Regions from separate parts of the Homo sapiens genome. Here region 1 is linked to region 2. The links are chromatin contacts, found by Hi-C or POLR2A ChIA-PET in ENCODE. All regions are on one chromosome and are shown on one strand. Each heading gives the region's core, a stretch centred on a gene start or an enhancer-like site at or near the end of the contact. The rest is flanking DNA. Distances are from core to core; before and after follow the strand shown.

Region 1 (6,355 bases), core at 1,843-4,342, 130 kb before region 2:
CTCACTTTCCACACCCACTACATTGAAGCAGCTCTACTCTGTAGATAGAGTAGGAGGAAGCACTAAATAAAACTCTGGCACCATAATTTATTTCTAATGTTCTCCTTTTGTTTTCAAAATGGGAATCCAGAACCGTTCAGACACTAAAGCAGTCTCCTTTTAAACAGTCTTAAAATATTACTAGGCAGAGAAGGACAATGGTACAATATTAACATCAAAGCTGAAGCTTACTTTTTGCAGTTTAAATACAGTTTAATTTAAACCTAAGGACAAAATGTCTTGGTAAACATGTAGAAAGAAGGATTTTCCTTATTTTATCTTTAAAAAGGAGAATGTAAAAAGAGGGTACATTGAGAATTTTGGTATGATTTGGGAATCTTTCTGGCTACACCTAACATTTTTCCTTTTTTCTTGCTATTTCTGTAGCAAGTTTACTTTGCAAAGATTCTTCTGTAACAGCCCTCAGAGTCTACTCCTAAGGATTACCATTACCATCTTAAAATATCTCTCCAATGAAATAAATAATTCATCTTTGAATTACAGTGTTTGTCACAAATGTCAAAAGGTTTTGTGTTAGAAAATTCACAGTAAGTTTTATTTCATTTGGTTCAATCTTTAGAGCCTCCAAAATTCCTGCCCATATCATCAACACCCCAGCCAGAGAGACGGCAGCCACCCCAGAGACGACATTCCATTGAAAAGGAAACGCCTACTAACGTGAGGCAGTTCCTGCCGCCTTCCAGGCAGAGTTCCCGCTCTCTTGTAAGTACAGGAAAGACTTTGTAGTAACTTAGGGACCAGCTAGAAGACATAGAATCATTAGCTTTCTTATGAAGATGATAAGGAGAAAAAAACTTGCAAAAGTTAGAATGAATTTTGAATAACTTACTTAATAGCTAAAGAAAACAAACAGCCAGGCGTGGTGGCTCGTGCCTATAATCCTAACACTTTGGGAGGCCAAGGTGGGAGGATTACTTGACTCCAGGAGTTCAAGACCAGCCTGAGCAACATTGTGAGATCCCGTCTCTGCAAAAAAAAATAATAATAATTAGCCAGGTGTGGTAGTGCACACCTGTGGCCCCAGCTGCTTAAGAGGATGAGGTGTGAGAGGATCATTTGTGCCCAGGAGGTTAAGGCTGCAGTGAGCTATGACTACACCATTGCACTCTAGCCTGGGCAGCAGAGTGACACCTTCTCCAAACTCTATCCATAACCTAAACGAAACTTGACCAGTGTTTGTTCATTTTGAGCTCTTTTTTTTTTTCAAGAAAATTTATCAGTGGTTGAAAGTATGGATTATTATTAAAGAAATGCTTTCTTTCTTTCAAAGGCTATTAATCCATTTAAAAATTGTTAAAAATTGACCAAAAAAACTCTTAGCAAAATGACTACAGTAGGTGATCTTATTGAGGCAGAAGTACAAGCGAGGGAGAATTTTGATCCATTAATAACTACTGTACATTGTTTTCTAGTATGTTTTGTGATATTTGGGGCCAGTGGTGTTATTTTGGTTGAACTGGTTTATAGTTTTTGCTGTTTTCCAGAGACTTGCAGGTTCTTATAGTGGGTGCTCATTTCTCAGGACAGTGGGCAGCACACAAGGGTTTGCCAGGAGGAATTAGTAGATCTCCCAGCCAACAGAGGTCTCCAAAGACTCTTTTGTAGCGCCACTTGGCTTCTGAAATATTTGTAGGCAAGATGCACAGCTGTAATTAATATTCTACCCACAGTCAAATATCTAATGTGTTTTCAAATATTCATGAATAAAAAATAATAGAATATATTGAATACTAAGTCCATTTTTTAAGGCTGTGATGAATTATTAGAGTTTCAATTAAAGTAATAACAGATGGGAGATAATGCGATTATTGTGAAGACAGGGATTTTGAACAGAGCTTAGAATGTTAATATTTGGTCATTCATCTCTATGCCAAAACAGTGCAATTAAAGAACTAATGATTTTATGGCGATTCCTGATAGGATTCTTCTAGCTCCAGAATAATCACCAAAACACAGCTATTCGATTAAATATAGCCTTGTCAGTGACTTACCAACAAGAAAACAGAACTCTGACCAGACAGATTCAAACGTAAAAATCTAAAAATTTGTTTTCATGTGAATAAGTTATTGCTTTTACCAAAATATACAGCTATTATCACAACTTTAAAATATGTAAGAGGGTCCAGGCACAGTGGCTCACACCTGTAATCCCAGCACTTTGGGAGGCCAAAGGAGGAGAATCGCCTGAGGCCAGAAGTTTGAGACCAGCCTGGGCAACTTAAGAAACCCCTGTCTGTACAAAATTTTTAATTAAAAACTTAGTTAGATGTGGTGGCGCATGCCCGTAATCCCAGCTACTCAGGATGCTGCAGAGGGAAGATCCCTTGAGCCTAGGAGTTTGATGCCACAGTGAACTAAGAATGTGCCACTCCACCCCAGCGTAGATGACACAGCAAGACCCTGTCTCTAAAAATATATATACACACATATGTGTATGTGTGTGTATATGTGTGTGTATGTATGTATATACATATGTATGTACATACATATACACGCATGTATGTATATACATATGTACGTACATACCACACATATGTATGTACGTACATATGTACGTGCATACACACATATGTATGTACGTACATATGTACATACATACACACATGTATGTATATACATACATACACACACACACACATACATGTGTATAGGTAAGAGGGAACTTGTGGTTTTTTTCATAAGTCTAATCATTAGGGTATTCTCTTCTTCACTCAGCTTTTCCTAGAAGCCAGTCTATCATTCAGCTTGTAACTGGCCTTTATGTGATCATACAATGTCATTATTGAGGTTAGACTTAAAGTTTAAAATTAGCAATGTAAAGGAACTATCAGCTTAGCTACAAGGTAGTTTCAGCTTATAATAGAAGTTATGCTGAGACCTTCAGCTGACCCCAAGGGCCCATGACTGTGTCTGTTTCCTGTTAAAGCAGAGCTCTTAGTGTTGCGAGGTCAGGCCGTGCACTGTTTTTTTGTGGAGCAGGAAGGAGAGCAAGATAAACTAACTTGCAATCACTGAGGAAGGTCTCAGTGAGCAGGCAGTGGGAGAGCCGCTCTGCTCAGCACTGAACAGTGGTCAGATTGAGGGCAGGGAGCAGAGTCCACGCAGGCCTCCAAGCACCAGCAGAGACGAAATGATCTTCCTTGCTAATAGCTTATCTTGGGAAATCCATAAAATCATACCTTGTAGTAATGCCCTATAGCTTGGTAAGTATTGTTTTTATAAGTGTAATTAATTTTTAAATGTAGCTGCATTTTAGAAAACAAAGAATCATTTTGTATTTGTAACTCCTCAACTGAAAATGGCAGGAATGTTTTTATTGTTGATAATTTTTTTTTTTTTTGAGATGGAGTTCCGCTCTTGTTGCGCAGGCTGGAGTGCAATGGCTCAATCTCGATTCACCACAACCTCCGCCTCCCGGATTGAAGCGATTCTCCTGCCTCAGCCTCCCAAGTAGTTGGGATTATAGGCATGTGCCACCACACCCGGCTAATTTTGTATACTTAGGAGAGACGGGGTTTCTCCATGTTGGTCAGGCTGGTCTCGAACTCCTGACCTCAGGTGATCTGCCCGCCTCGGCCTCCCAAAGTGCTGAGATTACAGGCGTGAGCCACTGTGCCCGGCTGATAATTTTTATTTTTGTTGTATCTCCCTCCCTTTTCTTGTGATGTTTAAAATGTCATTTTTTTTCATCATTTGGTCAAATAACCGAGGGCAAATGCCCATCCAGTCTAAAGGCACCTCGTGTTGGCAGTACCTTCCTGGGGCAGGTGCAAGTGGCTGCCTGGCACATGTCCCCATGCTTTCTCAGGCACAGTAACGAGTTGCCTCTATCCTTCATCACAACAAGCCCCACTGAGGAAACTCAGAGTGTTTGCAGGACCCTAAATTAGAAAAATCCTTGCTGTGTGAACGCTGAGATTCTCCAGGAAGGACTTCGTGGTTTCATCACTGATTTATACGTGTGGATGCAGATGTTCGCACGGACTGTACCAGCCTCATGGTGTTTTTTGTTTTGTTTTCCTTTTGTGATCTGTAATCACTATGTGTAGGTCACTTGTGTTCAGCATTATTTTCTCCTTTTCTTTTCCCCCTGCCATTTTCTTTTTCCCTTATCTGTTGTTCAGGTTCCTAGGATAACCAGTGTATGGCCAAGGACGCCTTTTCGACCACTTTTTTCTACCATACAAACAGCTTCTCTGCTCAGCTCTCATCCTTTTGAAGCAGCCATGTTTGGGGTAGCAGGGGCTATGTATTATCTGTGTGAGAGAGCTTTTACCAGCAGGTGGAAATCCTCAAAGGTTGGCCTCTTTCTGCTGGGTCTGGGATTATTTCATTCTCTGTATCTCTGACGGTGACACCTCAACTGTTGCGTTCTCTGAGAATTAACCGCTTAGATAGCACTTTGCTTCCAATCATTGATTCCACCCTTGTGCAGGATGCACCGATCATGCCGTGGTCTCAGTTGAGGGAAATAACTGGGAAAGGACAACAAACTCAAAATGCAGCATCTGATGAAGGGGACCTGTGGGTGTTTGTCTCCTCGGGTGACCTAATTGTATAGCAGAGTCAGTGCTGCCACCTTTCTCCATGTGCAGCAGGCACTCTGAGCCCGTGGGGTGCATTCCTCCTAGGGCCTCCCCCCACCATCAGAAGAGTATTTGCTCACTCATTCCGTGAGCAGAGCATCCTCCTGCCAGGCCAGGTAGCCATGGTGGACTCCGCCCACCCACAGACACCTGCACAACCAGGGCATGGGCTCAGGAAACCTGTGTGCTCCCATCACCTGTCATGAAGCTGTGTTATGACAACCAGGGTGTGTACGTCACTTCTCTGCAAAGAGAAATTTCAAGTTTCCTTTTTAATGATGTGGCTATTTTAAATAATTCTGCATTATATTACTGTTTTTTGAGGTTTTTTTACACAGAATAATATATCATTATTTGAACCTTCACAATTCTACGTGAAATAAAAAGCTCTACGACCATATTGAAGCCTCTTCTGCCACCACGTAGCAGGTGCTCAGAGCAGCCTTTGTGCTACAGTAGGCAGGGCCTGGCTCTCTAAAGCCTTGGATTTACTAACCTTGTCCTTGACAGATGACCCCGCAGCTGGTTTCTTTGTTACTCTTTCTTAGTCATCTTGATATGGAAAGGAGACTCAATGTAAATAAGACACAAAACATTCCTTTCTCTGATCTTTGTCATGAAATGCAGGAAAAACCTCTGTCCTTTTTCCCGTTTTAGATGTGCTCTTGGGCAGCACGTGGTCAGGTGCCACGGTGGCTTTTTAACTCCTGTCACTCCTGCCTCTACTGAAGACCTGCTGGCATTTGATTATCAATTCTCCCCAAACAGAGATATCTGAACACTAAGGCCATATACCACTTTAGGCAAAGAAAGGATTCACTTTGAGTTTTGTTTGTTTGTTTTTGTTTTTTTTGAGATGGAGTCTCTCTCTGTCACTCAGGCTGGAGTGCAGTGACGCGATATCGGCTCACTGCAAGCTCCGCCTCCTGGGTTCACGCCATTCTCCTGCCTTAGCCTCCCGAGTAGCTGGGACTCCAGGCATCTGCCACCACGCCCGGCTAATTTTTTTTTGTATTTTTAGTAGAGACGGGGTTTCACCATGTTAGCCAGGATGGTCTCCATCTCCTGACCTCGTGATCCGCCCACCTCGGCCTCCCAAAGTGCTGGGATTACAGGCGTGAGCCACTGCGCCTGGCCTTCACTTTGAGTTTTGTAGTTGATTAAGAAGAGTAAACTTAATAGTTGCTGTTTTTATTTAAATTTGCCTCTCTTTGGTTTATTAAAAACTCAAAAAGCAATGGTTATTTTGGGTAATTTTCAAATACTGGTTAATTTATGAAGTTTTTACTAATCATGAACACTGTATAAAAGATGACTGTTCCCAGCCAGGCACAGTGGCTCACGCCTGTAATCCCAGCACTTTGGGAGGCCGAGGCGGGTGGATCATGAGGTCAGGAGATCGAGACCATCCTGGCTAACACAGTGAAACCCCGTCTCTACTAAAAATACAAAAAATTAGCTGGGCTCAGTGGCGGGCGCCTGTCGTCCCAGCTACTCAGGAGGCTGAGGCAGGAGAATGGCGTGAACCCTGGAGGTGGAGCTTGCAGTGAGCTGAGATCGCACCACTGCACTCCAGCCTGGGCGAAAGAGCGAGACTCCATCTCAAAAAAAAAAAAAAAAGAAAAAAGAAAAGAAAGGTGACTATTCCCATTTCTCTCTGTGGCACAATAACCAAAATTTTACATTATGCTGTCTAATCTCCGTGCTGC
Region 2 (6,126 bases), core at 3,554-6,053:
GTAAGTGATCACCCACAACTATGGTGTGTGTGTGTGTGTGTGTATAAGCAAATTGAGAATTAAAAATGGCCTAAGAATGAATCCTAAAGCTTTTTTCCCTTACGTATATGCAGACAATATATTTTTAAAATCAGAGCATTATAGTATTCTGGTTTTCTAAACAATCCTAATCTTTTAGAGATATAGACAAAAAATATATATATATATATGGATAAAATGATATGACATCTGGGATTTTCTTAAAAATAATCTAGAGAGCTGAAACAAGAATGTTTCTAAATTGATCACTGTTGATAGTGGTTACATGGGGATTATCCATTCTTTCCACTTTTGTACCTATTTGAAGCATTTTATAATAAAATTTTTAAAAACTGAAAAGACAAAACTTTCATAATTTTATATCTTTAAAAACATAACATTTATTGCAAACTACAAATAGATTAAATTTCAGAGTAAGGAGTTATCTCAAGAAATAAGTCTGGCCAGGTGCAGTGGCTTATCCCTGTAATCCCAGTACTTTGAGGGGCTGAGTTTGAGACTAGCCTGGCCAACATGGTGAAACCCCATCTCTACTTAAAATACAAAAAGTTAGCTGGGCGTGGTGGTGGACGCCTGTAATCCCAACTACTGGGGAGGCTGAGGCAGGAGAATCACTTGAACCTGGGAGGCGGAGGTTGCAGTGAGCCAACATCGCGCCATTGTACTCCAGCCTGGGTGACAGAACAAGACTCTGTCTCAAAAAAAAAAAAAAAAAATCATTTTATGAGATCAACTTATAATTTAAACTGCTTAATTTTCTTTACACTAGGTATATGATCTAACATAAACACTGTTCCCTCTTCTCATGATACCGTCACACTTCCATGTGTGTACTCCGGTAGGGGTCCCTTTTTCTGTAGGCTGTTAAAACGTGTAATGTCAAATTTATGGTCCAGCTGTAACAAATGAATAGAACTTCAAAGTAAACTACTGTCACATTAACCTTCCTGCCTTCATTTTGTATCTCTGCCCTTGTTTTATATATATATATATATATATATATATATATATATATATATATATATATATATTTATTTATTTACTTTTAGACAGACTCTCCCTCTGTTGCCCAGGCTGGAGTGCAGTGCCTCCATCTTGGCTCACTGCAACCTCCGCCTCCTGGGTTCAAGTAATTCTCCCGCCTCAGCCTCCTGAGTAGCTGGGATTACAGGCAGGTGCCACAACGCCAGGCTAATTTTTGTATTTTTAGTAGAGACAGGGTTTCACCATGTTGGGCAGGCTGGTCTCGAACTCCTGACCTCAGGTGATCCGCCGCCCCAAAGTGCTGGGATTACAGGCGTGAGCCATTGCGCGTGGCCATATATTTTTTATGTACCATTTAAAAGAAACTTTAGACAAAGTAAATTTAACAGATAAGTTTATTTGAGCAAAGAACAGTTTGGGAATCGGGCAGCCCTCAGAATTAGAAGTTCAGAGCTCTGCTCCGGCAGCATGAGCAGCAAGCTTTTGTAGGCTGAGCCTAGAAGCAAAGAAAGAAACTGCAGTCATGTGTTGCTTAATGATGGGGATACGGTCTGAGGAGTTTGCTGTTAGTTGATTTTGTCGTCGTGCAGGCATCAGAGTGCGCTACACCTGCCGCACACCTAGGCTGTGTGGTGTGGCCTATTGCTCCTAGGCTGCATACCTGCTCGCATGTGACTGTACTGAATGCTTCAGGCCATTGTAACACAATGGTATCTAAACACATCTAAACATAGAAAAGGTACAGTTAAAATAAGGTATTATAATCTTACGGGACCACCATCTACATGGGGCCCATCATTGACTGAAACGTTGTTAGCAGTGCATGACTGCTCTTAGCGGTGCATGACTGCTTGATTGGCTACTGCTGGGCATTTGCCTTATTTGTGTGGTCCAATGCATGGTCCCAAGTTCTGCCACAGTTGGCTGGTTGGCTGTTTATGATTGGTAGAAGCTTAATTTGAAGTTAGTTACAAAGAATGCCTCTAGGTTAAGTTCCAGTTTGTGTATGGATGGGTTCTGGGTACAGAAAAAGCCCTAAGCTGATGGCTCCTGCCTAGTCTGTTTTTTTTTTTTTGAGACCGAGTCTTGCTCTGTTGCCCAGGCTGCTGGAGTGCAATGGCGCGATCTCGGCTCACTGCAACCTCTGCCTCCTGGGTTCAAGCCATTCTCCTGCCTCGGCCTCCTGAGTAGCTGGGCTTACAGGCACCCACCACTGCGCCTGGCTAATTTTTGTATTTTTAGTAGAGACGGGGTTTTGCCATTTTGGCCAGGCTGGTGTCGAACTTCGGACCTCAGGTGATCCGCCCACCTCGGCCTCCCAAAGTGCTGGGATTACAGGTGTGAGCCACTGCACTTGGCTGCCTATTCTGCTTTAATGCACATAAAAAGATACATTCTTATCACCTCAGAAAAGCAAACGTAAGATGCTGTGCACACTGAACATCTTGTTTTTTTAATTGAAGTGTGTATCTCTGAGATGTATATAGAACATACACAGCCTCCTCCTATTTTTTTTTGTTTGTTTGTTTTGAGAAGGAGTCTCGCTCTGTCGCCCAGGCTGGAGTGCAGTGGCACAATCTTGGCTCACTGCAACCTCCGCCTCCCGGGTTCAAGTGATCCTCCTGCCTCAGCCTCCCAAGTAGCTGGGACTACAGGCGCACACCACCATGCCCAGCTATTTTTTTGCATTTTTAGTAGAGACACGGTTTCACCCTGTTGGCCAGGATGGTCTTGACCTTGTGATCCACCCGCCTCGGCCTCCCAAAGTGCTAGGATTACAGGCGCGAGCTACCGCGCCCGGCCAGCTTCCTCCTCATTATAGATGGTCAGCATTCATTGTGCAGATGTGTGGAAATATGTCTAGTATGGAAATGTATCCCTTACAGATGGACATTGGTTGCTTTGATATTTTGCACATCTTACTCTAAAACTATGCAACCTTATGTATGAGACATCTTTTTCATTGGTCTTAAATCCTTTTTTGGAATGGGGTCACCTGTAAATAAAAAATTAATATTTCTGAATAGACTTTGCTGAGTAACTGTATTTAATGAAAATTGTTCATATTTCAGGTTGCTCTTCTGTTGTTAGAAAAAGAAGTATTAGATAAGAATGATATGGTTGAACTTTTGGGCCCCAGACCATTTGCGGAAAAATCTACCTATGAAGAATTTGTGGAAGGCACTGGCAGCTTGGATGAGGACACCTCACTTCCAGAAGGCCTTAAGGACTGGAACAAGGAGCGGGAAAAGGAGAAAGAGGAGCCCCCGGGTGAGAAAGTTGCCAACTAGAGGCCCAGAGGGAGGCCATCTCAGTCTGTCCACTGTGGTTTCAGCTGGTGCATTATTTCAGCTGTGGCTTTCAGAAGAATGGGAATGCTGCGCTGATTTTAGCCAGCCACTGGCCCAGCTGAAATGATGGGGAAAGGAGTCCTTAGTCCTTTCAGCCTCAGAGGTCACAGTGGGTGGCAGGTGACTTTCCGGAGGCCTTGAGGGAAATGCACACTGTCCCATAGCCTCATTGGGCTCCCAGACGTGCTGGAAAGGTTGAGCCCAGAGTGGCCGAGGCTGGACCCTGTGGCACCAAGTGGGGTCGGCTGACCGTGTGGCAGGGATCGTTGCACTGGACTCTTGGCGTGTGGGAAGGGATGCTTTCTCTTTGTCGCCCACTCTTCATTCCTGTTTCTCCTCAGTTCCCCTGTGCAGATGGGCTGTGAAATTAAATTGGAGTCTTGATAAGAACATTTTAATTTGACTTAATATTTTAAAGATTGAATCCAGATCACTTGTTGCTGTCTTAATGGAATGGTTTTCTACAGGAGCTGTAACATACTTAAAAATATGAATGTATTATGTAAATATGGCTTCTTTACATAAAAAATAAAATGTCAACACTGTACTTTTCTGAACACACATAGGGTCCCTATTTATGCTCTGGATATTTTTAGAAAACATAATGGCAAGAAATTAAATTTTCTTGCTTTTTAGAGGAGAATCCTTCAAAATCTCAGCCTCGCTGGTTCTCATTAGCTCCCACAGGAGGTTGGAACCTTCTAGAGTTATGTGTCCTGTAAAGATGCACTGAGCTCTGGATATAAAGTACATGGGTCCTGAGGGGTTAGTCATGGCCTGAATCTGTGATAACCACCCCAGTGCAGGTCCTCAAGAGGCCAGTCATGGCCAGATGTTGGCCACACCTTCTGGGTATAGAAGTTAACGTATAACTGTAGCGGGCCTGGCAGGCTGACCTGAGCCGTCACCTGGATTTTAGAGAAGGAACAGTGGAACTAAGCTGGAGTCCCCTGGGCCCTGGCTCTCTGGGGACATCTCAGGAGTGGTCTGACTGGTAAGCTGCTCCTATTGTCTATTGAAAGGGAGTTATTGGTTATGTGCTTCCAGAAAAGTGAGTCTGTAGTGTTGCAAACCTATATCAAAATTCCTTAAAAAAGATGGCATGAGGAAGATTTGCTATGTCTTCTATCAATTGCTGTTATTTGGACATGGAGGAGACACTGGCATTTTTAACTATTTACATTTTTAGCAGTCTGTTTTAGCATTATTCCAGCTTGCCTTGTGTGGTGTTGATGTTGTCGGAACAGTGGCTTTAGAATTAACACAATCTAGTGGCATCCCTGCCATGGCCCCAGGCCATGCATGCTCCACCCATGGCTACTTCCCAGCAGCCTGAGATACCCACCTGTCCCCGGCAGGCCGTGGAAGCAGCTGTTTGGACTCCACAGCTCAGCATGCCAGGAGAACAGGCGCCCCCTGCTGGACCTTTGCACCTGCAGGCATTGCCACACTGGCCACTTCCTTTCCTCATAGGGTGTTTTTGGGAGGTGCCCAATGAAGCATTGTTTCCAGGCTGAGGCTCACACAGTTGTGAGGGTGCTGGGTGTGCTTTTTACCATACAGGCAGTAGACGATTAGGAGACGCTCTCTACTCCTTATCCAACCACTGCAAGGCATGGAGCCAGCGTGGGCTGCCCTCTCACAGGCCTTGGCTGTGAGACCTCCCGGGGGACGAGAGTGGGGCCCACTGTCTGTCAGGCTTGATACAGTAAGAGTGACAAAGCCAGATAGCACCGACAACACCCATGTTTCTGGTGAGGTGAGCAACCTTAAGCTCTGGGCCCTGGATGGCTGCTCAACCTGTGCAAGTGGCCCTCTGTGCTAGGAGCAACCGTGGCTCCCTGTGCCACCATCTTGTGGGGCCTGCTCATGCATAGATCTTTCCACGGTCACACAGAACATGTTTTCAGGACAGATGTGGGTGGTGAGCTGGTAAGATTTATTTTTACTGTGGTCTCAGAATAGTTCAGATTTCTGCAAAAAGATCTGTGATCACCTCAAGCCATGCTGCTGTGTTTAGTGATGAACTTTCCATCTGCCCAAGGCTGGGGCTTAACACAAAATAAATACAGCTAGTCAATGTAAGGCCTGGGATCACAGACCAAGGGTGGTGTTGTGGTTGTACTGTGGGGAACCCTAACCCTAAGTGGTCCCGAATGACAAAGCTTTGTCTGTCTCTTATTCCCTGTCCAACACAGGTCAGAGTGGGCTCTGCCCAGGATGGTCACTCAGGAACCTGGACGGGTGGACAGGAGGGATCGGGGGGGCTGCCCACGTGGGAGGCAGAGCAGGAGGGCTGGCACTGGCACATGACGCTTCCACTCGGGGGTGACACACTATGCCCATTCTTATGGCTAGAGCAAGTCCCACGTTCACAGCTTCAAGAGGGCAGGAAGAAGTAAAGCAAAAATATTGTCAACAGTGAGGTCTGTACCAGGCACTAGCAGGGCTACTGTGCGTGCCCCGTGGAGTTTATCTTTGGAAACTCCAAAGGTGTGGCCGGTGGTAGAAGCCATCAGGTGTGATGGGTCACAGCAGAAAAGGGCCCATCCCTTCCATGCAGGGCTGGCTGTTGGCACCCCAGCTCCCACCCAGCACCCCTGGCTTTGTCCGGAGGCCTTTTGGGGCTGTTTGTTCCCCTACAAGGTTGGGGAACCCTAGCCCAGGACCTGACTTGGGAAAATGCAAGATCCTGTGGGAGTCTAAAAGGTGGCTGCGGATGGAGGAGGGGCTTTTGTCTGTACTGCATTGC

The links. Hi-C counts contacts between places; a loop is a spot of excess contacts on that map. ChIA-PET counts read pairs that join two places held with the same protein, here RNA polymerase II (POLR2A). Pooled maps may share reads with other maps.
Region 1: a loop to region 2 is called in a pooled map, with 2.7 times the contacts of the local background. The contact joins two enhancer-like sites. A Hi-C loop is called at or near these places in 3 of 50 pooled maps. POLR2A ChIA-PET finds 5 or more read pairs at or near these places in 4 of 52 experiments (WTC11, activated CD4-positive, alpha-beta T cell and activated naive CD4-positive, alpha-beta T cell).

What each region holds. Positions count from the first base shown.
Region 1 is chr18:12,457,758-12,464,112 of GRCh38, reverse strand. It overlaps SPIRE1 (spire type actin nucleation factor 1), which reads left to right. Exons shown (of 17, transcript NM_001128626.2): 12 at 620-762. Among named protein-coding and RNA genes, the nearest start is that of PRELID3A, 53 kb to the right of the region's middle. Within about 2 kb of position 3,092, at least 5 of the 41 ENCODE cell types and tissues checked have a DNase peak (open chromatin) inside an H3K27ac peak, as active enhancers do.
Region 2 is chr18:12,326,753-12,332,878 of GRCh38, reverse strand. It overlaps AFG3L2 (AFG3 like matrix AAA peptidase subunit 2), which reads left to right. Exons shown (of 17, transcript NM_006796.3): 17 at 3,096-3,935. The coding sequence ends at 3,314. It also overlaps a transcript of TUBB6 not described here. Among named protein-coding and RNA genes, the nearest start is that of TUBB6, 22 kb to the right of the region's middle. RefSeq lists a silencer at 4,635-4,929 and an enhancer at 4,464-5,313. Within about 2 kb of position 4,803, at least 7 of the 41 ENCODE cell types and tissues checked have a DNase peak (open chromatin) inside an H3K27ac peak, as active enhancers do.